Linked DNA regions of Mus musculus: all the other regions are linked to region 1. The links are chromatin loops, found by intact Hi-C in ENCODE. Cell type or tissue: left cerebral cortex. All regions are shown on one strand.

Evidence for each region. A loop is a pair of places that touch in the nucleus more often than their neighbours do. Peaks named below come from ENCODE experiments on the same cell type or tissue, not always from the same donor. Only the 100,000 strongest peaks of a DNase experiment are listed, where the experiment ranks them.
Region 2: it touches region 1 in a loop (3-fold over the local background); 6 of 42 quality-filtered maps call a loop at or near these places.
Region 3: it touches region 1 in a loop (4-fold over the local background); 6 of 42 quality-filtered maps call a loop at or near these places.
Region 4: it touches region 1 in a loop (4-fold over the local background); 2 of 42 quality-filtered maps call a loop at or near these places.
Region 5: it touches region 1 in a loop (4-fold over the local background); 3 of 42 quality-filtered maps call a loop at or near these places.
Region 6: it touches region 1 in a loop (2.6-fold over the local background); 3 of 42 quality-filtered maps call a loop at or near these places.
Region 7: a loop joins it to region 1, with 3 times the contacts of the local background. A loop is called at or near these places in 4 of 42 quality-filtered maps.

The regions. Positions count from the first base shown.
Region 1 is chr12:29,531,428-29,535,427 of GRCm38, reverse strand. All of the region lies in intron 1 of Myt1l (myelin transcription factor 1-like), which reads right to left. Among named protein-coding and RNA genes, the nearest start is that of Gm20208, 2.3 kb to the right of the region's middle. In left cerebral cortex, CTCF peaks have their summits at 61, 941 and 2,276; DNase peaks (open chromatin) are centred at 382, 900 and 2,019; H3K4me3 peaks cover 3,883 bases; H3K27ac peaks cover 3,795 bases.
Region 2 is chr12:29,277,844-29,281,843 of GRCm38, reverse strand. Gm31569 (a long non-coding RNA gene) reads right to left here. Exons shown (of 4, transcript XR_381400.2): 4 at 3,126-4,000. Among named protein-coding and RNA genes, the nearest start is that of Gm31569, 74 kb to the right of the region's middle. In left cerebral cortex, no CTCF peak of the experiment used is centred here; DNase peaks (open chromatin) are centred at 806 and 1,554; H3K27ac peaks cover 2,156 bases.
Region 3 is chr12:29,288,841-29,292,840 of GRCm38, reverse strand. No RefSeq gene overlaps it. Among named protein-coding and RNA genes, the nearest start is that of Gm31569, 85 kb to the right of the region's middle. In left cerebral cortex, a CTCF peak has its summit at 1,729; DNase peaks (open chromatin) are centred at 1,648 and 3,753; H3K4me3 peaks cover 984 bases; H3K27ac peaks cover 1,265 bases.
Region 4 is chr12:28,697,666-28,701,665 of GRCm38, reverse strand. It overlaps Trappc12 (trafficking protein particle complex 12), which reads left to right. Exons shown (of 12, transcript NM_178811.5): 8 at 57-130. Among named protein-coding and RNA genes, the nearest start is that of Mir6937, 20 kb to the right of the region's middle. In left cerebral cortex, a CTCF peak has its summit at 1,820 (motif pointing left); DNase peaks (open chromatin) are centred at 1,300, 1,493, 1,806, 3,280 and 2 more places; H3K27ac peaks cover 3,741 bases.
Region 5 is chr12:28,867,395-28,871,394 of GRCm38, reverse strand. It overlaps Eipr1 (EARP complex and GARP complex interacting protein 1), which reads right to left. Exons shown (of 9, transcript NM_201357.3): 9 at 3,904-4,000. Among named protein-coding and RNA genes, the nearest start is that of Gm31508, 41 kb to the left of the region's middle. In left cerebral cortex, a CTCF peak has its summit at 2,333; a DNase peak (open chromatin) is centred at 2,459; H3K27ac peaks cover 1,032 bases.
Region 6 is chr12:29,877,092-29,881,091 of GRCm38, reverse strand. All of the region lies in intron 18 of Myt1l (myelin transcription factor 1-like), which reads right to left. Among named protein-coding and RNA genes, the nearest start is that of Gm46346, 36 kb to the left of the region's middle. In left cerebral cortex, a CTCF peak has its summit at 1,807; DNase peaks (open chromatin) are centred at 2,048 and 2,892; H3K27ac peaks cover 2,636 bases.
Region 7 is chr12:29,835,556-29,839,555 of GRCm38, reverse strand. It overlaps Myt1l (myelin transcription factor 1-like), which reads right to left. Exons shown (of 25, transcript NM_001093775.1): 12 at 3,116-3,206; 13 at 1,409-1,516. Among named protein-coding and RNA genes, the nearest start is that of Gm46346, 78 kb to the left of the region's middle. In left cerebral cortex, a CTCF peak has its summit at 1,865 (motif pointing right); DNase peaks (open chromatin) are centred at 664, 893, 1,493 and 1,915; H3K27ac peaks cover 348 bases.

The sequences.
Region 1 (4,000 bases):
AACTTTGCTCCACTTTGGGAAGCGCAGCCCCGGCTCCAGAAACAACAGGACACATTTACCTGGAGGGGATTTCAAAGAGAAACCTGAAGAATGGATTTTCTGCGCCTGCAGTCCCTCTCCGCACCTTCAGCTAAGCCAGCCTCTGACAAGCAATTGTTCCCACGGCAGCCACCCCTGCCTTCCATCTTAGGGACTCACCCAGAAAATTCTCCAGCCTGCTCCGCGACTACAAAACTCTTCTAATGCTTTTGAACGCCCACCATTTGTTCTCCATTCATCCAATCAACTTCGAACCGCACATCTTCTCTCTATCGGCGCGCAGACACGGGGCCACTTCTCATCTGTATGCTAATTATTTTGCCACATGGACAAAAGTAATAATGCTTTCAGACAGGAAACTAACAGGCCTGAAGTCGAAGATGGAAATTAATAAGTTGACACCACTAAACGCCGGGGAAGACGGGCATGCGTGCAGAGCCCTGCCTGGTGGATGCGGCGCAGCCTCCATCAGCAGGCAGCAGACAGACGGCCCTGGGCCGCCAGCACTGCCCAAGCTGCGAGCATCAGGCACAGGTTTCCTTAGAGACCACATCGCTGCCGCAGAGGCCCACCGGGAGCATCCTGCTGACTTACCCTGCTCGGGCGGGCTGCTGTCCTTTAAGCAATACAAAACGCAGCCATTTCCTCAATCCCTAACTTCATCACTGATCTAGATGTTTCTCAACCTAACAGCTGTGAGTTAAAACCAGTAATTTCTAGCCTTCCTGTTTACTAGGCTTTCAGTAGTCAGGCAAGATTGGGATGTGTGCTGTGTGCTTCCTACACTGTACCCACAGGCCTCTAAATCTCTAGAGCGGAGTGTGTGATGTGCAGTGCTGTATTTAATGTAATAGATGAGAACTGTAAATACGCAGGCTTACTGTTGGCTGCTACCCGCTAGGTGATGTATCTCAGAAAATCTCCCCTATCGTTGACGTTATGGTAAATGCATACAGTGGCTTAAGAAACCTCAGCAAAGTCAGCAGAGCCTTGGTGTTTTCACGGGAACTACAGCTACACATCATAACAAAACAAAAAGGCATTGGGACCTCCCCTGGCAGCTCTTAAGACTGGAGAGCGGGCACCAGAGAGTTAACTGAAGGGTTCCCACCATCTCCCTGGCTTCTCAGCCACACTACAGTATCCCATCCGGTACAAGCTCCTTTTCTCATCTTCCTTTAAAACAAGAGACAGAACTATTCTCTGAGTAACTTTTAGCTCATGATACCAGCATTTGAAAAGGAGAAAACAGAAAAAGTTTATTTTAAAAAAGAGCAGACCCAGTAAGATGCCAGAAACACAAAAGAGGGCATAGCTATATGACTTTCTGTGCCATTTGGGGTTTTTGTTTGTTTGTTTGTTTGTTTGCTTGTTTATTTGGGTTTTTTGTTTTGTTTTGTTCCCCCCACCCCAAGGTGCTGATTCTATAAATAGCCTCTTAGGGCAAGCAACAAATGCTTTTCTGTGGTAGTAGTTGTCCCCTTCCCTCACCAGCCTCTTAGTAGAGCACACTAAATCATCAAGGTACCTCCCCTGTCCTGGAAGCTAGCTTTGACTATCCAGACTCCTGATGAGAACAACTCTGGGAGATTGCAGACAAGCAGCCCATAGGCATGTTCATCTGAGGGGCAGCTGTAGCCGAGAGGGTTCCATCGCTGGCCCTCTGTACCCTGAATCATGCCATCCTGTCATAGTGTGTAACCAAACAAGAGTGGACGGTGGCCAGGCAGGTGGAGAAATGGCTGTGGGAACTACTTAAGAGACCATCTGAGATCACTCAGAGGAGTTGGAAGCTGCGGCAGCCAGGCAAATAAGCAACCACATGTCACCTTTAAAGGAAAGGGAAGAGGTACCTCTCGGCAGATGAGTTGGTGGCCATCAGCAAGTCCTCCTCAGCAGTCTGTCTCACTCACGCAGCTCCTCAACTGCCATGGAGAGCCCCAGGCACGTGTGGTCACAGATCCCTCCGTGTTTGCATTCCCTCCACCCCTCCCATCAGGACCCGCACCGTCAGCCCTGTGCACAGGAGTGCGAAGCAGAGCCCACAGCTCAGCCACTGGGGGCCTCCATAGGCACAGTGCGGACTGGTTTCTGAGGGAGACTGACAGCAGTCCCAAGGTCCCAGGAACACCCTCTTCTTGCTCTCAGAGGTAATTCCTCTGAAGAGCATCTGCCTGGCGCGTGGTTACTACACAGGGTACTGCCTGCTCCCTCTCCAATGCCCTGACAGAAACCACAGCTCTCCACAAGGAGGCTTGCTGGGGACACCCAGTGTCCCTCCATCTTCCCATAGACAATGCCTTGTCCACTGCCATCAGAATGCCTCCCTCCCCTTCTTTACCCCCCACCCTGGTAATCCCCACACGGGGGGCTTTTTCTTTCATCCGGAGCTATAGCATTCACATTTCCTTCCTACCCAGCAGCCTGAGGCAGCAATGCTGGCCAGTATCTTCTCATACAATAAGCGCTTATACAATCTCTCTAGTTTTCTAACACCTGGATTACATTTTCTCTGCCATCTCTGATTACTTCTGCAGATACCCTGAGGGCTCATTAGGCCATCAAAGCTTAAAAAAAACAAAAAACAAAAACAAAAAACAAAACAAATCACTTTCATTGTGAAAACGTTCCCAGAAAAGTCATTGTGTATGCTAGAACAATGCAGATATGGAAGAGGCAGAGACAGAAGAGAGTGGTAGAGAGACAAACAGGGGCAAAGTTAGAGAGGCCAGGGGGCCAGGAGAGGCAGGGAGAGGGGGAAGGAGAAAGGAAGAGAGCACAAAGATACTTCAGACCCTTCAGACCGAGTCACATGGCACTGAAACATAGCCTACTGATGGAAAAATGTACAGTTGTTTCTACTTGTGCAAATTATAACTGTTTTAGGCAATATATTCATATATGGGATATGCCAACTTAAAATGTTTGTTAAAAATATTAGCTGTATATGTTATTTAGATATCACCCCTGCACACACACACACACACACACCAGAACAAAACACATATACAGTACTTTATTCTTTAAGTCCACAGCATCAGCTGTCTTTAGTTTGGACTACACATAGAAGGGTGTCAGTTGAGACATTGTATTTTGCAGTGGGGCTGGAACTTAGCTTAGTGAGAAACAGGTTAATGTTTTGCAAGTTTTTGTTCAAGTTCACCTCCCATTACTTTTGTCAGGGGATGCTACGAAATTTTAAAAGAAGAGAGAGAGAGAGAGAGAGAGAGAGAGAGAGAGAGAGAGAGAGAGAGAGAGAGAGAGAGAGAGAGAGAGAGATTCTTTAAGACAGGGAAAGGAGGAATACTGCAGTGAGCTCAGCTATGGAGGGATCCTCCTGAGAGCAGGGTAGCCTGAGCTTCCCTCACCGCCACTCACTTGCGACCTCAACAGTATTCTGGGGGACTCTTCAGACTTTATTGTCAAATATTAGATGCATTTGAAAAACTAGTTATTGATTAGAAAACATGGCCCTTGAAGAAAATGGGCAAGCAGTTGAGTTCAAGTTCAGGGCAGAGAGGTCCCTACCGAGGGAGCCTCATTATTTCCTCTTGTTCCAAAAAGTGGATCTATTTTAAAGCACAAGAGTGACTAAAACCTTACGTTATTGTTTGTAATTTAAAATCTAGCCACTGAAATGCATAGCAAGTAAACTGTGTTAGAAGAGATAATATGCATTTTTGAAACAACAGGTCTCCATAGAATTAGACTGTCTTACAGGTTGACATGGGATGTCTGGCTTAGACATACGACATTTAAAATATTATTTTATTAGCAAATATAATTTCCTCAGATATAACTGCCTTTTTGAACGTGGTACATGTGCTGCATTTCTACATAGAACAAACAATGCAAATGAATATTCAAATTTTAAATCCATTATTTTTTAATCTATGTATAATGGTAACAAATAGAAAACTTTGAAAGATCTTTAATACTGCAAAATAACTTTTATTTACAT
Region 2 (4,000 bases), 250 kb after region 1:
TGAACCCCGGGCTTTCAGCATGCTAGCCAGGTACTCTACCCACTAAGCCACACATCTTTTCCTTTATTGAGATGAAATCCACTCTTTCAAGGTGAACAATTTGGTAGCGTTTAGTACATTCACAAAATTGTCTGACCAGATGGGTTATTTACTTACTTTTTATAGACAGGAGATAGAGAAAACAAAGGCCCCAAGAAATTAAAGGATGAGATTTGGGTTGTCACTCTGTCCCCCTCCCCCGGGGAACATCACCATCCCCACAGTGACAGGACTATGATTTGGGGGGCCATGAAGCTGGCAGGAACTCAGCGAGAGCCCAACTCCATGTCAGCCTCTGACTGGCATCCCCAACTCCATTTGACACCTAAGGTGGCAGCGCTGGCCCTTTGGGACTGCAGGTGTTCAGCTCACCGCCATCTTTCCTCTCACCTCGGGGTCTGCATCCGCACAGATGCCCTTGTCACCAGCCGACAACCATGAGCACAGGAGAGCCTGAGGAAGTGTCACATCCAGGCTTGGAGGAATGAGATAAAACGCAAGCAGCCAGGCCTACTGAATGAGGAACGCCCTGGGGAACCCAAGTCATGCCAGCAGTGCACCGGTGGAAAGCAGGGACTGCCACAGACCCAGGGAACCCAGGCTCCTGCCCAGCGTGTCTGCTGGGTGGGGTGGCTGAGATGCTGCCCTGTAGGACAGCCAGGCTCTGTGGGATGAACTGAGAGTGTCTCTGCAGTGGAGAGGGGGAAGCATTCACACCACATGTGCCACAATCTTACGGCTAAAAATAATGTCTGTAGCCAGCCCTGGCCTCGGGTTCTCGTCATGTGTCTAGTGTCTGAAAACGGATGTTGTTGCTCTCCTCTGTGCGTGCATGCATCCCTCCTCCTCAGTATGTGTGAGTGCTGTGTGCTGATGTCCGTGCTCTGCTTTCTGGGGGCTGGGGGGAAAATTTGTGTATCTGTATTTAGTGTAGTTTCTGAAGACAACAAAGACTGCAGCTTTATGGAGATGAGATATGCATACAGTGGGTGCCTACTTCTGTGTGCCTAGCACAGTGCACCTCCAGCCTCCTGGGTTCCTAGTCAGGAAGACAGGCATCCATGACCCCTATGGAGCTAACGCCAGAGGCTGCAGATCAGTTGCAGCTCAGAATAGAGGGGTGGGGGCTGGGTTCTGCCTGCACAAGCCTGGCTGCCAGGCATCTGCAGTCAGCATTCATTTCGCAGTGAGAGAGCTGAAGCTCCAGGGGTCATCTGGGAAGTGACAGGTGGAGATGTCCCAAGTGTAGGCTCTGGAGAGCCCTTGAGCCTTGGACTGTCTCAGCCCCTCCTCAGCCCTCACTTCCCTGGGTGAAGTCTCTGATATGACCCCTAGCTGGAGCAATGGAAAGGTAATTTTCCCCTGGAGCACTGGGAATGTGGTTTATGGCTGCTGCAGAGAGCACTCTCCTAGAGACTCTAAATTACCCAGCTAGCTGAAACATGCTTGCATGAATAATAGATCCAGCCCAGATGCAGAGCGCCTCTTGTGCAATTTCTCAAGGCGCCTCGAGACTCTCTCAAGGGTGCTTGCCGAGGTCACAGCCTACTTGAACTATTCCGGGCTGGGAGAAGCAGAAATCTGCAGGTGGGAAGACACCATTCCTCAGCAGTGTGGCCTCTTGCCTTTGTGAGGGAGGCAGGCTCCGAGGGGCCATGCCTGCAGGAAGAGGAAGGCTGCTGTCAGCTCCTGCTCTAGAATAGAGTGCTGCTGCCGGCTCTGTGATCGCCCGCTCCATTTAATCCTCCCCAATTAGCAAGGTGGGCACGTCCCGATGTCACAGCGTGGAAACGGCTAGAAACACAGAGCTCTTCCTGGCCCATGACTACGTGTCACAGCAGGTAAAGGGAGCTTTAAAATCTAAGAGCAAAATGCACGCCTTTCATGAGCGTTGCTCCCCAGGAAGGAGGGGGCTTTCCTCCTAGCCTCACACTGGGCTCAGCGACCTTGAGCATGTCACTGTCACCACAATGTCCCTGGATCACAGCGACCTTGATGTCACAGTGTGCAGGAGGTACCCACAGTGCGTCCCTGCTACATTCCTCTGATCTTGAAGAGAGGATGCTGTGCTCCCTCAACAGCATGTGACAGCCATTGTTCTGTTTCTGTGAAATCCGCAATAGCTTGGGGAGAGAACAAGAGACTGCACAAACAGGCACCTCACTCTCTAAACTTGGGGTGGCATGAGAATCCCACCTGTATTCATCCCTGGAGCAGAATAACAGCTCCCAATGATGCCCTGGTTCTCAGCCCTGTGTGCTTTGAATGTGTCTGTCAGTGGCAAAGGAGACTTTGCAGGTGTGATTGCATTGCAGATCCAGAGATGGGAAGATGAACTGAAGTGGGCCATGGCATTAAGGGTCATTTGAGAAAGGGAGTGTGGGGGTTGGAGTGAGAAGAAAGGGGATTATAGGAACAGTTTGAAGGATGTGACTCACCTGCCAAGGAAACCCATCAGCACCCAGGAGCCCTTCCACCCTAGTAGAAACCTTTCATGCCAGTTGTACTGCGCTGTTTCCCAGCATGCTGCATTTTCATAGGTGTGACACTTGCAAACGCTCACTCATATGCTCCCTGCACCATGCAGCACCATTCTTGCTTCTGATTATGCCAGTAGCCTTCACTGCACACCCTAAGAAGGGAAACATGGTGGTATTGCTGGCAGTCCCAGCCTGGCTAGCTGTTGGACATGTGTCTTAGTCAGGGTTTCTATTCCTGCACAAAACTTCATGACCAAGAAGCAAGTTGGGGAGGAAAGGGTTTTTTCAGCTTACACTTCCACACTGCGGCTCATCACCAAAGAAAGTCAGGACAGGAACTCACACAGGGCAGGAACCTGGAGGCAGGAACTGATGCAGAGACCATGGAGGAATGCTGCTTCCCGACTTGCTTCCCCTGGCTTGCTCAGCTTGCTTTCTTACAGAACCCAGGACTACCAGCCTAGGGATGGCACCACCCACAATGGACTGGGCCCTCCCCACTTGATCACTAGTTGAGAAAATGCCTTACAGCTGGATCTCATGGAGGCATTTCTCTGTGATAACTCCAGCTTGTGTCAAGTTGGCACATAAACCCAGCCAGTACAGCATGCTCACCCAGGGCTGGCTAAACAAGGAATTCTTGTTTCACTATTCTCCTTTCTGATTCCTACCTGTGAAGGCAGAAGCTGAAGACACAGGGCCATAGAAAGGGCTCCATTAAAGCCATCTAGGATGGGATCAGGTTTCTTTTGGGATATCTAGGAGTAAAAGATGCTTCATGTTCTGGGGTTTAGTACCCACTCACATTCCTGGTTTCTATGGAAATTATTGTTTGGGGCAGATAGTCCCCACAAAGGCAGCTGCATTTTCTCCCATCCACCATGCTGAATTGTCAGTCCTCACAGCCTGTGTGCATGCCCCTCCTTGCCAACAGCCCTAAGCCCTGCAGTGTTATCCCAACTCAGGACACAGAGGGTACCCTTCCACCTGTGCTGACCCAGGGCACACTCAAGAAAATTCTGGAACTTAGTGAATGTAACATAAGAGAAAGACACAGGACAGCTGAGATAGGTTTGTGGTAGGGAAGTAGGAATACAGATGCCAAGTCTGTGTTGGCTAGTTTTTTGCCAACTCGACACAAGCTATAGCCATTTTGGAAGAGGGAATCTGAATTGAGAAAATGCTCCTAACAAGACTGGCCTACAGGTAAGTGTGTGGTGCCTTTTCTTGATTGATGGTTGATGGTTAGATCCAGCTCGCCATAGGTGGTGACACCCTTGGTCAGGTGGTCATTGGTGGTGTAAGAAATGGTGAGCAAGTTATAAGTGAGCAAGCACTCTTCCATGGTCTATGCATCAGTGTCTGCCCTGAGTTCCTTCCCTGCATCCCCTAGATGGTGGACTACAAGTTGTAGGATGAAAAGTTGCTTTTGTTCATGATAAGCAGTAGAAACTATAACTAAGACAAAGGCCCACTGGGAC
Region 3 (4,000 bases), 240 kb after region 1:
TCAAGTTCACTCTTCCCAGGTGCATCAAGTTAACAACCAAGACTGGCCATCACAACAGCCAAAAATGAGTGCGGCGGTTCTCCAAAAGGTTACGGTCACACTAGTGGATATATATCCTGAGGTGTATGTGTATGCTGGATTCTGATCCATAAATCAATGCATGAAAATGATAACTGTGAGCCCATGTTTGTTATATCATTGCTATTAGCCTTAATTACAATGCTATATAGTACAGCTGATATTATTTCACCTTTCCTTGAATTATCCCCTGGTCTCCCTCTCTCCAACTTCCCACCTCTGTTCCTGGCTGTCGAAACCACAATTACTGTTTAATACCATGGGTTGTACTTCTTTGGAACCCACACATTAGCAAGCTCATGCAATACTTGTCTTTCTGTGTCTGGCTCATTCTACTTAAGACAAAGCGCCCCAAAGATTCATCTATGTCATTGCTGGTTATAGAATCCCCTCTTTTACTAAGGCTAAATAATAATTCAGTGTGTATATACATCACACTTCCTATCCATTTATCTATTGATAGATATTTAAGTTAATTCCTAATCACTTTTTAAAATGTGTGATAGAGGACATGCTAGTTTCTTAACCAACACATTTCCTAATGTATGTTTATATATCAAGACACCATGTGCATACCATAAATACATACACAAAATGTATTATTTAAAATTACAATTCCAAGACTTGGAGTAGCTCAGTGGGAAAGTGCTTGCTTTGCATATGTGCAAGAACTTGATTTGATCCTCAGCACTGAAAAAAAAATTAAATTTTAATTAAAAAACAGAAACAGGACTGGGGAAATAGTTCAGTAAGAAGAGTACATAGTTACACACAAACACACACACACGTACAAAATTAAATTTCAAAGGATGAGTTTTCAGATTGTATATTTCAAGTTTAGAATTAATTCTCAGATGACCGGAGCTCCTTGAAGTTTTGACTATGTCGTCTTCGTTCCGCTATTTTATTTATTTATTTATTTATTTATTTATTTATTTATTTATTTATTTAGAGAGACAGGGTCTTCGTTCATCTATGTTTGTTTGTTTGTTTGTTTGTTTGTCTGTTTTGAGAGACAGGGTTTCTCTGTATACCCCTGGCTGTTCTGGAACTCACTCTGTAGACCAGGCTGGCCTCGAACTCATAAATCTTCCTGCCTCTGCCTCCCAAGTGCTGGGATTAAAGGCATGTGCCACCACTGCCCAGCCAGCTGTATCTTAATTAACTTCATAGTTTTATATTCTTATTGTTTGTAAATTTCTTATTTTGATTAATATTTCCTCAGGATGACCTTGGAATTTTAGCCTAGTGCTAGCTAACTTTGTGGAAAGGCAGGTGGTTTTGTTTCGGTTTGATTTTGGCTTTTTGTGACAGGATTGATCAGGTTCCCAGGTTTTCAGCCAAAATTCGGGGTTTCGGGGGGTTGGGAGAGGATGCCAGGGAAGACTACAAGGAAATGCCCAGCAAGACTACATCCGGGCTTCTAGTCTCCGGCACTGAGGAACTACATTTCCCAGCAGGCAAGGCAGCAGGCCAGTTTTTTGAAGAAAGAAATGGTCTCAGACCTGCGTGTCCTGCACAGGGACCAAGGCGGCTTCTACTAGAGGAATTATGGAGTACACTTCCCAGCATGCACGGCTCCAGGGCGTTGCCGCTCTGAAAAGGAGCCCCTTAAACTACAATTCCCAGTATGCATTGCAAGGAGCCCCGCCAGGGAGCCGTGGAAAGCAGAAGACTGCAGTGCCCGGCATGCAGCACATTGCCCCGGCATGCCCTGCGGCCTAGGCAGTTTCCTACTAGGGCAGAGTTGCAAGAGGGCTGTGTATGGTAGGAGGCGGCCTTTAGCTCCTCTCATTCTGTGCCTGAGGCTGACTGTTGTGGCATGCAGAGGTCCCGATTGTTTAAATAAAGAAGCAGAGCGTGCATTTTAAACACGGCTTGGTCAGCACAGCACAACCAAGAATTCTCATATAGTAACCATGCATGACGAGAAGTCTGTGTTGGAGCTCAAGGGCAGCTGGACAGCTGTTATTTCAAAACGGTCGCCTTTGATTTTGGACGGATGCCTGTACACCTGTCGTTCTGTGCATCTGTATGCAGGGTGTGAGTGCAGGACTCGAGGGTAACTGCGGCTTGAGTAGTTCCTTTCTGGGAAAGAATCCCTTATTGTTTGTAGTAGATTTTCTAGATTAGTGGGTTGTACAAGACTGCATCCACTCCTAGGCTTGTCTGACACGACAGTTCTGGTCCACTCAGCCATAATCTTTGCCTGGCTGGTTCCTGCTTCTGGTTTCTGATCAGTGCCTGTGAGTTCTGTATAAGATCCAGGTGCAGCATCTGCTCTCCCTAGCAACCTGAGGTGCCCCAACTGAAGCGGCTGCCTCCTGCTTCTTTCTGTTGGTTTTACCTGAAGAAGCTCCACATGCTAGTAGTACAAAACAGAGCTAGGGTCATGTCGACCTGTTCTTCTGAGACTGCCCCCTCCCCCGTCCCCACTCCTGAATCTGCGGCAAGCTGGGATTGTGTGCCTGCGCTTGATTCTAGTTTGGATGCAAAAACACAAGTCTGAGGAAAACACAACTATAAAACTAAATTCCACATGAATAGGAAGAGGTGTGCAGCCGCCAATTCTGCCTAGTGACCGTGCATCCTGAGTTTCATAGCTGGAATAAATTGTGAAGGCCCCTGCTAGACACTAATGAGCTTCTGATCCAGGGTGAACTTGAGCTCAAAAAGCTTCCAGCTTAGCTTCTCTGCCACTAACTGTCAAATAGAGGGCATGCGTTTTTGTTTTGCATGGGGCCTCACAAGTCATGTACCTCACAATTCGAGCTTACAGAGAATATGTCTTCCTGTGCGCCTTGGTAAGACAGGAAAACTAGTAGTGGGGAAAGCTTCCAATGATATTTTAACTGTAAAACCCTTTTGAAAAGAAAAGCATTATTCCAGGAGGTAGTCCTGTAGCTCAGGATTGCCTCATGGAATAGGCTGATCTCCCAGTCCTTCTTTCTTTCCATTGCCCTCTTGCTCTTACTATACAGATGGTGTCTGGAGGAAGATAGACCAACTAGGGAGCCTGAAGCCTCCCTGATCACCGGAGGTGAGAATTCTGTTTCCTAGGTTCTAGGTCAAGGTGATTTCAGCATTTCCAAGCATGCAGGTGCAAAGGCCCCCCCTTGCACTCCTTAACAGTTTCCTCATCTATGAATGTAGGCGAAGAACCGAAGTTCTCAGCAGAAATTAAGGGCACGCCCATGTTAAAGATTCCACAAGCCTGACTAGAACTCTATGATTGTACAGAGTTAAAAGGTTACAGATCTGTGGTCAAATTATCTTGGGTTTGCTTGACAACCTGCTGTCATCGAATCAAGCAGAACCTTTTGAGAAAGTGTTAAAGGAACACAGCCTCCGTTGACTCTAAGAATCTCATCTGAGAACATCTGAAAGCTACAACAGTTCGCCCTGCTTTTCCGTAAGCTGCCATTCTTTGCTTTCTGTTGCTGTGACAAAACATTCCGGCCAGAAGGGGAGGAAGTTACTTCAGTTTACACTTCCAGGTCAGTATCTGATGGAGGAATGTGGAATGCCAGCTTGGGCTCTGGCTGACACAGACTCATGCTTGGCTAGCTCTCTCAGACAGCATCAGACCACCTTTGTAGGGATGGTGCCACCCACAGTTGGCTGGGCCTTCTCATATCGGTCATCAGTCAGGATAGTTCCTCACAGACATGACCACAGGCCAGTCTGAGCTAGGCAATTCTTCCTTCCCCCAGCTGACTCTAGATTTTGTCAAGTTAAAAATAACCCAGCAGTGGGAAGCTTGGGTCTAAAAGGAACAACAGGCTGGTGTGGGAAGCTGAGAGGTTCAGGAAATGGATGGTGGTGGTCACTCACAGCAACCTGTGACAAAGACAGACTTGCCATACCCTGTGTTTGTTTTACTGTAGCAAAGAGGGAAGGAAACGGTAGCAAAGTGGAATCC
Region 4 (4,000 bases), 830 kb after region 1:
TGCCAGCTCGCAGGAGCACACTTGCTTGTGCACACTCACGCCTCTCTCTCCCGCAGCCTCTGTTCAGCTGTGGAGGTCTCGTCTGGGCCGTGTGCTGTACTCCATGGCAAACTGTCTGCTCCTGATGAAGGTATGTGGGCGGCTGAGCTGTAGAGCACCTTGTTCTAGCAGACAGTGTCAGCTAGAGGCTGCAAGGAAGTGCTGCGTGTTCCAATAGGCCTGACAAGGAAGTGAGCCGTGGGCCTCAGCAGTCTTCAGTGTGGCCTAGATTGCTCAGTAGAGTTCACTCACACTTGGGGGCCTAACTTGTCGTTGTAAAATTTCCACAGAAAACAGTTTATATTGCTGAATTTAATTGCACGGGCCTAGGTCTAAACAGTCTAATTAAAACTGCTCACTCCGCCCGAAAATGGGCGTTTTCCTCTGAACTCCATCCAGAAAATCTCACCTTTGTTCTGATTGTTTTACTGTGAGGGTCATTTTTTAATGATTGATGGATTTGACATCTGAAGGCAGTCTTTCCCACCAGACCCTCTTGTGAGGACCTCACCCCGAGCTGTGCACCTGAGGAGCCAGTGTGACTCGGGGAGCTCTGCCGGGCTGTCAGTCACTGAATTTCCAGTCCATTCTCCACGTGGGCCCTGCCAGCGGGTTTTCAGCTTCTCTCTCATTTCAAATACATCCCATGCCTGGCTTGCCTCCCGCCCTGGGCACGGGTGGCCTGCCACAGAGCTGGCGGCCTTGCTGCCAGCTGCAGGCAGGCACTGAAGCCGCCACGGAATCTGTCAGCAGCAGACGCCCAGAGCAGCGCTGTTAACACCTTCCGAGCTGTGGTGAGACGGCTCATCAGCTCATCCTCAGCCAAGGTCGTCCTGCTCTGACTGAGCGGCCGCCAGCGGGCAGGTTACCAAGGGGAAGAGCGTGCTCCTCGCTTTAGAGCGACTGGCAGCCCTCCACGTGGCCAGCTCCTTGGACCTGGCAGGAAAGTCTGTGACCACAGCCCAGCCATAGGACAGTGTGTTTCCTCTGCACCTCTGCAGACAGGTGACGTGTGACATTGGGTGTAGACAGGCTCTTGTAGTAGGTGACCTTGACACAGAAGAATGGGTTTCCTAAAACCTCTCCAGCTGTCCTCACAGCTCTTTCCGACTCTTGAACACATTACAGCTTTTAGAAGTTCTGTGTGAGATATTTGCACATGGTCTGTTGCCACAGGGCCACTTTGTTCCTGGTATCTTCCCACATCCACCTCCCTGGTGACATCATTGCAGAGCCTCCCCCACCTCCCCATGGGCTGCAGCCCTCAGCCAAGGAGGGGCCTGCTTCCTTCTGTCCCACCGCCCCCTGTGAGGCCTGCCTCTCCTCACTGCTGTGGCCTGTAGCAGCCTGAGAAGGCACCGGGAGCCTCCAGTCTCCTGAAGTCTCTGAGCCTTGGTTGCCTTCTTAGGCTTGCAGCACTGGTGGTGCCCAGCCACAGGCTGAAGATGCTCAGGGAGGAAGTCGCTGCTCAGCTGCAGTGCACTCAGCTTGCCTTTCTGAGAGACTCTGTTAGAAAATAGTGTAACAAAAAACGCTTTCCTTTGTTTTACTGCAGTAGTGACACCGCCAGCAATGTAGGCACAGGCACCAAACGTCTGCCTGTGACATCCTGTCACCCAAGGTTCTGAACGGGACGGATTATCATGTCTCAAAAATACTTTCTCCATGGATGTAATTTAAATTAAAAGTTTGATTTAATCTTGATTTTCATGAGTTAAAGAAATGCTGTAAGGAAAGTGGATGTGAGCACATGCAGTCTGCTGCCATCTAGTGGACACGACAAGTATTGCCACAGTAGCTGGGCTGCATAGCTGGGGCCTGTGTGCCAGCTAACAATGACCTAATTAATCAGCCTTTTAATGATAAGAAATTTGCTCATATGTTCTAGTTCTGAGAGTCCCACTATATATTTCCAGGAACACCCGCTTGCAAGACAAAGCCCTTCGTTCATAAATGTGATATCCTGAGGTTTCACAGTAGCCATAAGATACCTGGACAGTTTTCAGCTTCACGTCCTTATACCTCCCACACAGCATTGACTATTGTGGCTTCTCTTTTGTGGGGAAGAGCCTGCCACACACAGGGTGCCTCCTCTTTGCTTGGAAAACACTACATAAAGCCTTTGTTGGCAACAGAACAGCCATTAATACAATTTAGCAGTCTCTCAGCCAATGCAGTTTTTAGGTGCAAGTCAGGCAAGAATGCTTTTGCCCACATATGAGTGTTTGTATTTCTATTCAAGGGCAGGTCAGTGTAGTCAGAAGAGTAGAGCGGACACACTACAAGAAGCTGTTGTCAGCTGGCCTCCAGGTTCCCAGAATGAGTGATTTCATTGACTAACAGCCAACTAGGTGGCCGTCAGTGACAGCCCTGAACACTCCCTCTAACCGCCCCCAGGCTTGTTGACACATGCTGACACTGATGCCGATAGCACCTGCCTGACAACCCCTTCTCTGCTGCTGCTTTTTCGGATCAGTCCCAAACCTGTGGATCCACCCTGCCTCCTAGGAGAACTGTAAAATCCTATCAAAACTGAACCTGGTGGTACATACCTTTAACACCAACATGGGAGACAGAAACAGATGGATCTCTTGAGAGTTCAAGACCAACTGAGTCTCTATAGTTAGTTACAGGCTGTACAGAGCTATACCGTAAGACTCAGTCTCAAAAAAGTTATATATAATGGGTATATTTATAGCCTGTTTCTTTTCTGTTGGGCCATTCTCAGTAGCATGTACCCTTGACCCTAGGGCAAGTTTGAAAGGCAGCAATGCCAATCAAAAAAATCTAAGATCCTAGCAGGGCTTACTCCTGAGGCATACTGACCCTCCATGCCATGCACCCTGGCCCTCCATGAGCTGTCCATCAGAAGCATCATGAGCAGGGTGGAGCCTAGGTCACGATGGCCTGTGATCAGATGCAGTACTGTGACTCGGCACAGCCTGCCCTCTGCTCGGTGAAATAAAACGTAAGGGTACGTACCAGGTTGGAGGAGGAGACCAGGATGGACCTTAGGGGCCATGGGCTAGACCCTGGTCAGCCTGAGAGCAGGCCCTCAAGTCGCACAGGGTGGCGTGTCCGTGTCCCCTCAGCCATGACCCTGACTGCCCAAAGGCTGCCTTCTCCCCTGACACCTCATGGTGCATGCACACACACACACATCCACGTGCACCTGCTGGCACAATGAGAAATAAGGCCGGCTGGCCTTGGGCGGGGCCGCAGTGACAGGCAGCAAACGTGGTAGGAGAGGAAATCAAGGCATGTGTGGTCTGGCTCCTTGTGAGCATCAGGCCTTGAATAAAATTAGTTTTAACGAGCTGCACTTGAAGGTACCAGACTGGAGAGTCTTCTTTTTTTTTTACCCCTGCCAAACTGGAATTTTCCTTGTCGTCTGTCTCTATAACCTCCCAATTAGCAAGCTCAGTCGCTGTAGTCCCAGTTTAGAGGAAACTTAAAGTTTAGAGTAGAGAAGTGAAATACCTCCCAGAATCTTATGGTTAGGAGGAAATGAGCAGTGCCAGCCTTGGACTGGTCACCATGAGCTGTAACTGAGAGGAAACAAGTGCTTGGCACGGCTCTTGCCACAGTGTTTGCTCGGCTGCACGCTACAGAGGCTGGAGGAGGAGCTGACCTTTGAACCCTCTCACTGAACCCAACTCTCATACCTTTTTGTACTGTGGACCAAAAGTGGGAAGTGGATACTAGGTGGGTGGTAGAGAGACTTAGCCTCAAGGAGGGGCTGCAGGCAGGAGTGGTGTGAGGCTGCTGCTAGGAAGGTGCACAGAGCTGAAGCACTGAAGACAAAGCTCAATCTGCAGGATACAGACGCCAAGGCCACAGCGCCTTCAGTGCCTCTGGACACCTGCCTCTATAGAGCAGCAGTAACTACATGTCATTATAGGTCACAGTGACATCCATATGCCCTCACTGTCATAGTAAACTTGATTGGTGGGTCATTTCA
Region 5 (4,000 bases), 660 kb after region 1:
AGGGTTATGGAACCCATATTGCTGCCCTGAGAAGCGGCATGCCCACCCCTCTCCCAGCAGAGACCCGATGAGCCAGCCTAAAATCCCACACACCAGGTCTTGTTCAGATTCATTCATGCTGGCCCTACTTTCCTCTCTTACGCCCTGGCCCAGAAGACTCCCTCCATTGACTGACTCTTCTTGGTTCTTCCTGACCACTCCCTTTTCTGTGATGGATGGCTACTGCCCTGACCTGCAGAAGCTCTGGTCCCAGAGATGACAGATACGGTACATGGCTTGTCTTCCTCTCCCTTTCCCAGCATGGGACATCAGAAGCTCTGGGCAGGGCTGTGTGGGGGAAAGGCTTTCCCGACAAGGAGACACTGGTCTTGGGGACAGAATTCAGAGGCACTCTTGTAGATCTGTCTGTGATAGTGAGGAGACCAGGGAAGCTGGTGTGGTGTGTGTGTTTGTGTCTGTGTTGGGAAGGCTTTGGCGGGGGGGCTCAGATGTGGATGAAGGGGTCTGTATGCCCTGGAGAGGCCTCAGGGTCCCTTGGTACCTACTGAGTATCAGACCCTCACCCAACAGTATCCTCTCTGCTCCAGATGGGAACCACAGAGTTGGAGATCCTCAAAATGTCAATCATTGAAGAAGACATTTTATACTTTATGAAACTAGATGAAGAAAGATGGCCAAGGTCAGGCCTTCATGGACCTAGCAGCTGACCAAACAGATACCCAACTGCCACACTTCACCCCTGCCCTGCTCTTGTTTGTTCCTTGATTTTCCCAGCCTTCATCCAGCCTGTAGTGGGATTCAGAGTATAAAGCAGTTTTCTCTTTCAGTTGCTTTCTGTACACGGGGTTAGGGCAGGACTAGGGGAGGTCTGGTATGACGGGACCCTGGTGCCATGAGCCGCAGAAGGTCCTAGACCACTCAATAGAAGGCAGGGCTCTGCCGTAGTGGGTAGAGAGAAGGGTTTCCAACTTCCCCATATAACTGTGGCAGCAGCCACACGGGCCATGGGAAGTGTCAGATTAAGGATGGCGACCCTTCTTCTCTGACCTATCAAAGGATATGGCATCTTTCCTGTTCTTCTCCCACTGGCCCCAGACACAGGTATGGCTTCAAGAGGAGCAGTAAGTAGGGGACTTAGTCCTCAGGGAAGCGGTCACAGGACCCAGAAGGAGGCTCCGGGAACTCGAATGTTCTGGGCAGTAGTCCATAAGGTCCAAAGGGATTCCTAATGAGACAGAGAGCAGTGGAGGGGAGTGAGAAGGAACAGACAAGCGAGACCTGGTGTGGATAAAGAAGCATGGCAAAGGGGAAACAGCAGTAAGGGATGCTGGGATGCTGGGATGCTGGGATGCTGGGATGCTGGGATGCTGGGATGCCTGGATGCCTGGATGTCTATATAAAAAGAAGTAAAACCATCCCAAGTGGATCCAGGAAGTAAATGCAGAGCCATGAAACATTCAGAAGAAAACACTGGAGAATATCAGGCAGGTTCAAACCATGAAGAAAGAGGCTAGACAAGTTAGATTTCAACTTCTTTCTTTCTTTTTTTTAATCCCTGTAAGTCATACTGCTCAGCAAGCAACAAGGTGAGGAAAACAGGTTATTTGAAATTACATAGCTGATAAGGAACTTACACCCAAAATAAAGAACTGTCAAAATCAATACTAATTAAACACACAATTAATTACCAACCAACTGAATCTACGGACTCTGCCAAGGAGGACATTAGATGGCTAATGAGTTTGTGAGCTGTGTAGCAGGGGCGAGGTCTGCAGTGTATGAGGTTGAAGCGTGGGCTGCGGGTAAGGGACAGGCTCTACAGGAAGAGGAAGCCATGAAGCCTCCAAAGTACTAGACAGTGTACAAAGTTATACCCCAACTGACATGGACCCTGAGATTCACTATTTGTTTGTTTCTTTGAGATAGGGTCTCACCATATATCCCAGGCTGGCCTCAAACTCACAGCAATCCTCCTACTTCAGGATGAGTGCTGGGACTACAGATATGTATATCATACCTGAACCCGAAATCTGTTTCTACTTGGAGCAGCCCCAGTGAACCTGGAAGGGTCAGAAGACACACCCAGAACTCAGGTCCACGGGGTCACTAAGTAGCCCTTCACCTTAGGGGTTGACTGTCTTCTAGATGTGACATGGATTTGGTGGCAGGGCCACAGCTGATCAGCCACTGCCCAGAAATAAAAGTGTCTGTTCTCGGGGACCAGTGCATGTGTTTGGGACAGCTCTACTATTGACTACCAATCACATGCCATGGATGACCTTTGATGGAAACATTGCAATTGCAGAGTGTGGCCTGCAGGGAGAAGACAGAAGAGTGGCCCTGGCACTGCCGCCCAAGCAGATGCTCTATGAAAGTCTCCAATGAAAACCATTACAGAGAGGAGGATCCAGATAGCCATGCCAAGAGCTGTGAGCCTGAGACAGCAGGGAAGAGTCTGCGGTTTGACAATCTATTCTGCACTGTAAAGATTCATAGAATGTACTGTGAAAATGACATCATCCAGCAGGGCAGTGTGCCTGTCCTGCACAGCGTCTGTCCCTGCCTGTGCACAGGCACCCAGATCCAGGTCCAGGACATGAACCCCTGGGCAGTGCTCCACTTCCCAGGTATACAGATATGTCAGGTTAGGGCTTCAGACTGATGCAGAAGTCTGATAGACAAGCTGTGGGACTGGCTGGACCATCCCCCTCTCTTCCATCTCCTCTTTTGACAGGCAGGAAGGCGGGGCATTTGAGTAAGGAAGCAGAGCCTGCAGGAAAAGATGGGCACCCTGTCTACTGCCAAGGTGGCTTCTCGAGCATGAGCATGTGTGAGATAGACAAGCAAAGGCTCCAGGGTTCATACAAGAGAGGTCAGCAGTTCCCAGGGCTCTTGAGGAACTGTTGGTGGACTGTGCTGCTGGTTGCCCATGGTGACTCTACCCATTCCTGACTTCTGACATGACAGAGACCAGCAAAGGCTAGCTGGCCAGTTTAGTTGTACAATCTGAAACAAGTATGCCCCACAGACAGAGTGAATCCCATTTTACTAAATGTGCTGGGCAATTTTATGTCGACTTGACAGAAGCTAGAGGCATCTGAGAGGAGGGAGCATCAACTAAGAAATGTCTCCAGATGATCATGCTGTGGGCAAGCCTATAAGGCATTTTCTTAACTAGTGACTGTTGATGAAAAGGGCCCAGACCATCGGGGGTGGGGTCACCCCTGGGCTGCTGGTCCTGGATTCTATTAGAAAGCAGAGTGAACAAGCCTGCAAGGCCTCTGCATCAGCTTCTGCCTCCAAGTTCCTGCCCTATTTTGAGTTCCTGTCCTGACTTCCTTAAGTGATGGAGCACAATGTGGAAGTGTAAGTCAGATAAACCCTTTCCTTTCCATTTGCTTTTTGGCCAGGGTGTTTTAACACAGCAATAGTAACTGTAACTAAAACACAATAGTGAATCACTAACATCGCAGGCTAGGCACTCATCCACCTGGAGCCAATGGTCCACAGGAGCCTTGCCTAAGGGACGGCACTGTGGGGAGGGCACACCTGTCCCACAGGTGAGGGATGGCACTGTGGGGAGGGCACTCCTGTCCACAGGTGAGGGATGGCACTGTGGGGAGGGCATACCTGTCCCACAGGTGAGGGATGGCACTGTGGGGAGGGCACACCTGTCCACAGGCGAGGAATGGCACTGTGGAGAGGGCACACCTGTCCACAGGTGAGGGATGGCACTGTGGGGAGGGCACACCAGTCTCACAGGTGAGGGATGGCACTGTGAGGAGGACATATCTGTCCCACAGGTGAGGGATGGCACTGTGGGGAGGGCATACCTGTCCCACAGGTGAGGGATGGCACTGTGTTTTTTTCAGATGTGATAGAAAAAACAAACAAAGAGCCTAATGACTTCCTCAGTGGGGCAGGGAGCCTGAAAGGAGGAGGCTGTGCGCATCCCACTGACTTTATTTCAGTTTGCAATCTCATGACAACAGGAAGGTGG
Region 6 (4,000 bases), 350 kb before region 1:
TTTCCACTATCTCTTTTGTTCCTGTTTCATAGCAGCTCTGTTTTAGTAAAACACAAATCATGGGGGGGGGAACCCCTCTTTCCTCAGTGCCTTTAATTTTGAAAGAAACACAAGTGTCAAAGTAGGCCCTGTCTCTGCACTCACTACAGTTAGAAAGTGCAGTGGCTCTGACCTCAAGCTTTTGCCAGGCTACAGAGAAATTCTAATTAAGAATGCTTTCTTTTCTAAACAAATGTGGTTCTAAAGGTATATTTCTTTACATTTTTTTCTGTCACATAAAAGGAAAACAATAAAGGAATGTAGAGAAAGAAACAATAAAGACATTTTTAAATGGACAAATGTCACACGGTTACCCTTAGGTTACAACCTTACACCCCCCCCCCCCCCGACCAACCAGAAAGAAAGCAGGTGACTTCTCAGGAATATACTGGACATCTGACATTTCTTAAACACATTACCTCAACTTCAAGGGAAGACAAAAATCTTTAAGTTACTTTTTAATTTGTAAGGTATTTTGGAGCTTTCTCTTTATTTGTAATTCCACCTGACTGCTGCAGACTTAGAATGCTGTTCAGATGTAACATAGCTCAGGGGACCTGGCACCAGGGCTGGGCAGGTCACCTCTTAATGTCTCCTCCTTGGGTGGAGCCGCTTCCTCCTCCAGGAGCCCAATTCTCCCCGTCCCTCACTGGTCTGCCCTGTCCTGCTTTGCCTTTTTCAAGGTTTCCTAGGGAGGGTGGGTGGGGACTAGCTTGCTATTTAGAGATGCAGATATTACAGAGCAAGAGCAACAAATGCAGGCCCCAGGCCTGGAGCTGCATCTCCCTGAACCTGTGCAGACAAGCTCCCACTGTATTCTGAAAGTCCAGAGGCAGATGAGGGCTTTCCATAGTGTTATACTCAGGATGCATGTATACTGAGAAAACCTGCACATTCCAGAATATTAGTGGTCACTGGGTTAGATTTGCTGACATATGTAATACATAAAGACACGATGCTTCTTTTGTGGTTCTAAGCCCTTTCTTTTGCAGTTACACTCAAAAGCAAACCAATAAATAGGAAATACTTGTTTAAATGTCCTTCACGTAATATTTAGCTAAAGTGTTGAAGATGGTTAGGCCTCTGGTACAGATGTATCATCATGTAAAAGATACTGTGAAGCCCAGATATAGTGATATCCTGTTGACAGATTCAGGGAGCCCCACAGCTCCAGGAGCAAAACGAATACCCATTTGATGGTTTGAGAAGCTCGTTAGTTCTGTGATTCCCAATATGGTGGTCGCCTAACCCAGGGAGCATGTTCTGAGATGCATCAGTGGTGGTGTGTCACTGCACCTACATTAGAAACAGACCTAGATGGAATAGCCTGCTACATGCAGGTCTACAGCATATGCATGTTCTAACTTTCTGCTCCAGTGTTATAGGCCTGTGTGGCACATTAGAGTGCTACAGGTCATTGCACCACCAGTCTAACCATGCCAAAGTGTAAAGGATGGTAAAAATATCCTCAAGTTCCACCATATGTATGCTGTCTCACTAACCTACCCAGAGCTAAGCAATGCAGGATGAAGTGTCCTAGCTAGAATATATAAGGCATTCTCTAAAGTGTATTTAGATCTCAGGCGTATGGAACAACCCATTCGGAATAGGAACTTCTCAAAGTCGGTCTAATGTTGATGAGGAAACCACAAGCTTGCTATCAGCAAGGGGTAATCTCTAACATGCACTGAGTAGATGCAACCTTTAGCCATGGACTCAACTCAGTTGGTCCCACAGTGCCCCTGGTGTTAGGGATAGGGGACTCATCTCAGAATCGACCATAGCTTGGCCATGTCTGATTCATTTCTGTGGGCCACTGGAGCTCAGGCTTGGCCCAAGGGCGGCACCCAAGCTGCATGGCAGCTGGACTGGCATGCTGCATGCAGCTCTGCTTTTGTGTCTCAATCATGCAGCTATAGGTCTTAACTCAGAAGTCATGTGTGTGGATCATGCTGCCCTTTGAGTCTGTGGGAAGACGTCTAACTCAGACCCCTGGTTGCCATCACTGTGACCTACTGCACGGCTGGAGGACATCCCAGGAACATCAGCAGTGGGCTCCTGTCAGGGCGGCAGAACGTACCTAGCACATCCTGATGTCCCATTCACTTAACAGGATGTGTCCATGGGAAACTGCTGCCAGAGCACATGCACGTCCAGCAGCAGGGGACCAGCTAAACAAGAGGCGGGGCAGCCGCAGTCAGAACCCATGCAAAAAAAAAAAAATACAAAAGGTGACTAGTGCAGCGGGCTCAAGGCAACAGAAACCACCATTCCTAACCTCTCACCCTCTATGGTGAGTTAAGAACGTATCACACCACTTAGCTCATGGTGGGTGACGGGGCTCCACATCTGACATGCAGGAGGATTTCACCCAGTGCTGGAAGGTGGGGCTGGACCAAGGAATACTCACCTTCAGTTGATTGCACTGAGCCCTAAGTTAGTCCCACGGTTAAAGAGTTGTTGGGACGGATTCTCTGGCCCCAGTTGCAGGGGGCAGGTATGTAAACATAACCACATCTACTCCACACATAATAATCCAAAAGGGTTCTCACAAAGGAACCAAAAGGCACCCGTGAATGTATCTAATCATCTTTAAACAGATTTGTCCAATAGTCACGATGTCTTTCACTTGGAGCACATTAAGAGGAGACAGGGAAGGAGGGGTGGAGTTCCATGTCCAGAGTTCCTCATCCTAACACTCAAGCTCTGAGCCACGGAGAACCGGGCCCCATACCAGACAGATGGACAGACGGTCTAATTCACCCACGGTGCTCTTCCACCTCAGCCACTACTAACAGCGGGCATCCGTTCACACATAAAGTCAGGGTGGAGAATGTACCAGACAAGTTTCCCAAGGCTGCCAAGGCTCAGTGTGTGGGAGAGGCCCATTCCATTGGTTCCCACCCGAGGGGATGCTGCATGGCTGGCCACCGCTCAAGCCATCAGAGCACATGGAGGCACTGCAGGTTAGCTTCACTTCTCTGCCAAAGATGGCTCAATGCTCCTTTGCAGTTATAGGCAGAAAGAGGTCGAGTCATTTAGAATCAGGTTACTTTCTGAAGGCATCGACCCCAGCCTTTACGACAGGTAGGTTTTCCAGTCAGGTAGTGTGGTGAACTTGGTTTTTCTTTGGAACTAGATGGTCACTTCTAATACTTAATCTTCCTTTTTGTTTGTTGTATTTTCTACACTTGAGGGCCCATTTACTTACTTACTCGGAACTTTTACACAGGCTCTTCTATGTTTCTAGGACTAGCCTCAAACCACAGAGCCTCCTGGTTCAGTCTCTGAGTGCCCGGGGGAGGCATGCATCATCATAGCCAACCAGGATCTTTTATTTCCAAAGCCCCTCTGTGGACTTCACATAAAACCCAGGGAGTTAACCAGTTCATGTTGTCCTGCACTCCGGGACAACTGATGTCTTCTGCCCAGATCCTGTCTCTCTGCTTTCCTCCTCTTTCTGTCTTCATTTAAATTTCATTGTTCTGTTTAGTTTCCATCTTTTAGTACCTTAGCATGAAAAATATCTACTCTTCTTCCAAAACCACCTATATTTCTCCCTGGTCTTGAGAAAAATTGTTTGCTCAAATCAATTAAGAGTTTCTGCAGACTTGGTTTTATAATATAGGTTAGAAATAAATTAATCCAATTCCTTATTTTACAGGGAAGGATTCCAGGGCAATGAGGCAAGTTTTACAGAAAGCTCTCTTCTACCCTCTCACTTTCTGGTATTTTCTTTGATTAGAATCTTTTGATTTTTCTTTTTGAGACAAGGTCTTTCTGTGTATCCCAGGCTGGCCTTGAACTTGTGATCTTTCTGCTTCAGCCTTCTACATTCTTGGATTATAGCTGTATTCCCCATGCTAGGTCACGAGCAGATTTTCTAATGTCTGGATCCATCACTGCTTCATGTGCTCAGTCCCTCCTGCATGTGCTCATGTGTACCTCTGCCTGTACTTTT
Region 7 (4,000 bases), 300 kb before region 1:
AAAAGCACCTTTTCTGGTGTGGTATTAGAATAAGAATGTGACATTGCTGAGCTATTTTCCTTCACAATTTCCCACATTTCCTTTGGCTAAGGACTCTGCTTCCTTAAACATCCTTGGGAATTGCGGGAATCCTCCACTGATTAGTGGACTGAGAGGTGGGGAAGAAGTTGGACAACTTGTTTAGTATTCAGTCATATCTGCAAAGGGATAGTGGCAGTAAATAGGAAACTGAGAGGCAGACAAGAGGTTCACCTAAGTTCTCATCATAATGCAGAGAATATCAAAAGTCAGAGAAGGATTATCTTGGAAAAGAGGGATTATAGCTACATTTAGTTTTTTATTTTTGTTTAAATATATAAAAATTCCTATACACTTTTTAACTTTCTCAAAGGAGAAAGGAAATTTAATTAATTGCAAAAAAAAAATACTAAATGAGGACCAAAATGTGTCTATCTCTTGCCTAGTAATTTTCTCTAAGTAACTTATCCCAAAGAAATACCTATAGTAGAAGCCAAATGCTGTATCTATGGGAAACTATTCATCATTACTCTTTAGAGACAGCCCGTATGCCTCTGAGCTAGCACAGAGTTATGACTGTGGTACAACATCCACGGAACTGGGTATATTCAAATGAGAACATGACGATGATAGCATTTTATGGGGAGACATTGTCACGAGAGTAAGAAAGCAGAAATACACGGACTGTCACAGACTTCATGAGATGTGTGTGAAGTCTGTGAGGAACGTAGATGTCGTCTTCTACCTATAAACATCTTCCTGATTTTGGAAAACGGGGTTCAGTCTTGCTCCTCGGCACTTTTCCACTTTAACCTGCAGTGCTAAGTCAGGTAGTCGTGAGCCCCTGTGCTCTGTCTTGCCTGTCAAGCGGCAGTGATGCCACCTACTTCCACCCACATCTCAGGGTGTGTGAGGATAAGGGGTGATGACAGCTTTGATGGCTTTTCATACAGAAAACTTCCAAGCACAGGGAATGTGGCATTTGTCATTCCTGCATTTTTAAAAAGGCCCCGTGCCACCCATAAGCAGGTGCTGTACTTTGCTTCAAACTGGGATAAAATTATAATGGGCTACTAACATTACTGATTTCTAAAACTTCTATTTTAGTTAGCATTCATAGAATTATGAATTGTCAGGACTACAAATCATAGAACTCCATCCAGTTCTCTGACTGCTGAAGTCATGCTGAGCCACTGGAGTTACACTGACCACCAGACTTCTACATACTCTCTCAGGATTGAGGGCACAGGACTCAGCTTCTAATCTGGCATAGCTTCCTTCCCTCCTTCAAGAACACATCTACTCCATGGAGCATCTCCAACACTCTCTCTGCTCTGTGTCAGGATAGATTCTGAGAGAAATCCCTTGATGACACACTTCGGCTGAGTACCTGAGGACTCGGTCTGAGGCCTGGTTGGATTTGGACACATCACAGCTCTGGTGTTTCTCTTGGGCCTTTGCCAGTTTTTCTGCAGCAGCAATGGGGCATCCAGAGAGGCTACAATGACAGAAGATAGATTTAACTGAATGGTCTCAAATGGCTTGCCACACACTGATAACATTCACCATGTTCTGTCCTTCATCCAGCTAAGATGACCCTGAGGTAGATGGAGGTAGGAGAATTTCCCAGCCTGCCTGGTACTATATATTTCCTGGGCTCTGGCATATAGCTCTTATGACAGACAGCACCAGGCCTGTCCGATGAGTATGCCAAATTCCAGGAAGCAAATACAACACAGGCTGGTTAAACTTTCAGGCAGAAATGCTGGAGTGCTGGCCATTTCTGCAGGTCAGGCAGTAGCAGCTAGAGAAGGAGTTTTTGAGACTCAAGAGTGGCAGTTAGTTGGCTATACCAGAAGGTGGCACTCTGAGCTGATACCAGAGGTATCTATCTATAAGGCTTCAGGGATTCTGACTTGAGCTCACCAAAGGAGGGGCAAAGAAAGGGAGGTACAGCAGGAATACCTCCAGGACTTCAGGCAAATGTGATTCTTAACTAGTGCAGCAGGATCAGGATGGCAGAGGGAACACTGAGGCCTCTTTGTTTGAGCTGCTTCCACAGGAAGTCATAGTATCTGCATGCTTGCCTCCGTGTGTTCTAGCTCCGTGTGTGTGGCCATCCATGTGTACACGTGTGTTGATGGCAGAAAAAGGAACTGACACTGTGGGCTCTGCACAGCACTCAGCCGGGATCTCCTGCATCGCTGCCAGCTCCTGCAGACTCAGTACCAGAGACCTTCTGCAGGGCATAGAGCTGTGGTCTGTTTTATTATAAACTTGACACTGGTAACCAAGCTTCTTGTTGTGACTAACCAGTGAGGTAAAAATTAAGAGAGCTTTTACAGCTTCCTTCCCCCATTTAAGAAGAAATCTAAGCTGTGGCAAGACAGATCTAACCGAGTTACATTTTGCTACTGCAAAAGAAGTGATCTGCTATCACCTAGATTTTGAGAGGAACTTAGTGACTCTTATAATGTCTGAAGAGGATGGGGAAGAAAGCTGGAACACTATCAAGAGTACAATTCTGACAGTGTATATTTTCAGCAGTAGTCCAGTTAAAGCCATTGACCTGGAGCCGCGTCCTCACTGGTGTACCCCTGCCAGATGCGTTTGGACATCTGCTCATATTTTAATGATGTTGATGCTGATGGCCAGGGGACTCATCAAATTCAAGAGCAGCCAAGTTAGTCCTCTGTATTTGCCCTGCTGGGTTCTAGTTCACAACCCTGAATGGTAAGTGACAGACAGCCTCTCCTATGAGAGAAGGTTAGAGAAACTTGCTGGATTCCTTCTGGTCTCTTTCATTGTAAGTGGCTATGGGTTCCATCTTAGATGCTGTACTGAGTAGGTGACTTTGTGAGGGAACAGTGCTCTATTATACTAGAGGAGGCAACATAACTGAAGAAATTAAGTCTTCAAAAACGGGCAATTGACCCTTTGACATTTCTGTACGTGCTATGACCAACTCTCCAGGAGCAATGTGTGAGGTCTGCCGCTCTCCTTTGGAAGGGAGGGGCTGCATAGCAGTAAAGAGCTACCATGGGGAAGGGCTGTGGGTGGCTTCTTCTAGCATAGACCCCAGCAGAGTGTGGCTTACCTTCTGTGCGAGTTCCTGTTGCTATTCACATGCCCTCGCCCTGTGCAGCCTGGAGTGGGACACTTGAGAACATTTTCATGCATGGCAAGAACTTGACAAAGGAGAGGCAAAAAAACAAATAGCCCAGCATTAAAAGAGAGAAATATTGAGAATACAATATGCAATTGTTTTAACAGGCTAGATTAGTTTAAGACAAACTACAAACGTCTGTGATGTGCATGACCAGGAAATATATGTGGGAAGAGAAAGAAGATTGTATGACTGTCCTCAGGCATGCAAAGCAGGGTGCACTGGCAGGGAGCCATGGGGGTCAGAGAGCGCCATAACTGAATAGTCCCATGTGGGACAGAAGCAAGGGCCACCCTAGTGTATCCCATAGATAAGCACTGGATGCCGATCAGCCATGTAACAGCACATAGCCTGGGCGTTTAAAAAAAAAAAAAACATGCCTGTGCTTTGGAAACACATGGGATTGTGAAAGTCTGATGTGAGTGAGCCAAACTTTAAATCTCATTTTTAAAATAAATCACGTTTACCTAGGAAATTAGAATCTTTTGTGCTTTCAGTAGAATGAACAGGAATAATTAGATCCCTGCATTTTTACCACATGAAATTAACAAATAGGAAGATGAGAGAGCTGGTCCCCAGGGCACAAGGACACTGCCTACTGGCATCCAGGGAGGCTGGTCCTTATTGTTCCATCCTTTGTCTGCTGAGACATGTGGGGTTAGGAGTGATGGGGAAGTCAAGACAACTGACTTCAAAGGAGCCTGCTGGCCATATATGCTCTGCCTGTCTGATCTAGATGTCTGCAAAGCCCAGTCCTAACTGCCTGCAAAGCCTGCCTATGGTCAAGTGGTCTTGTGAGGTCTGCTCAGCCATGTC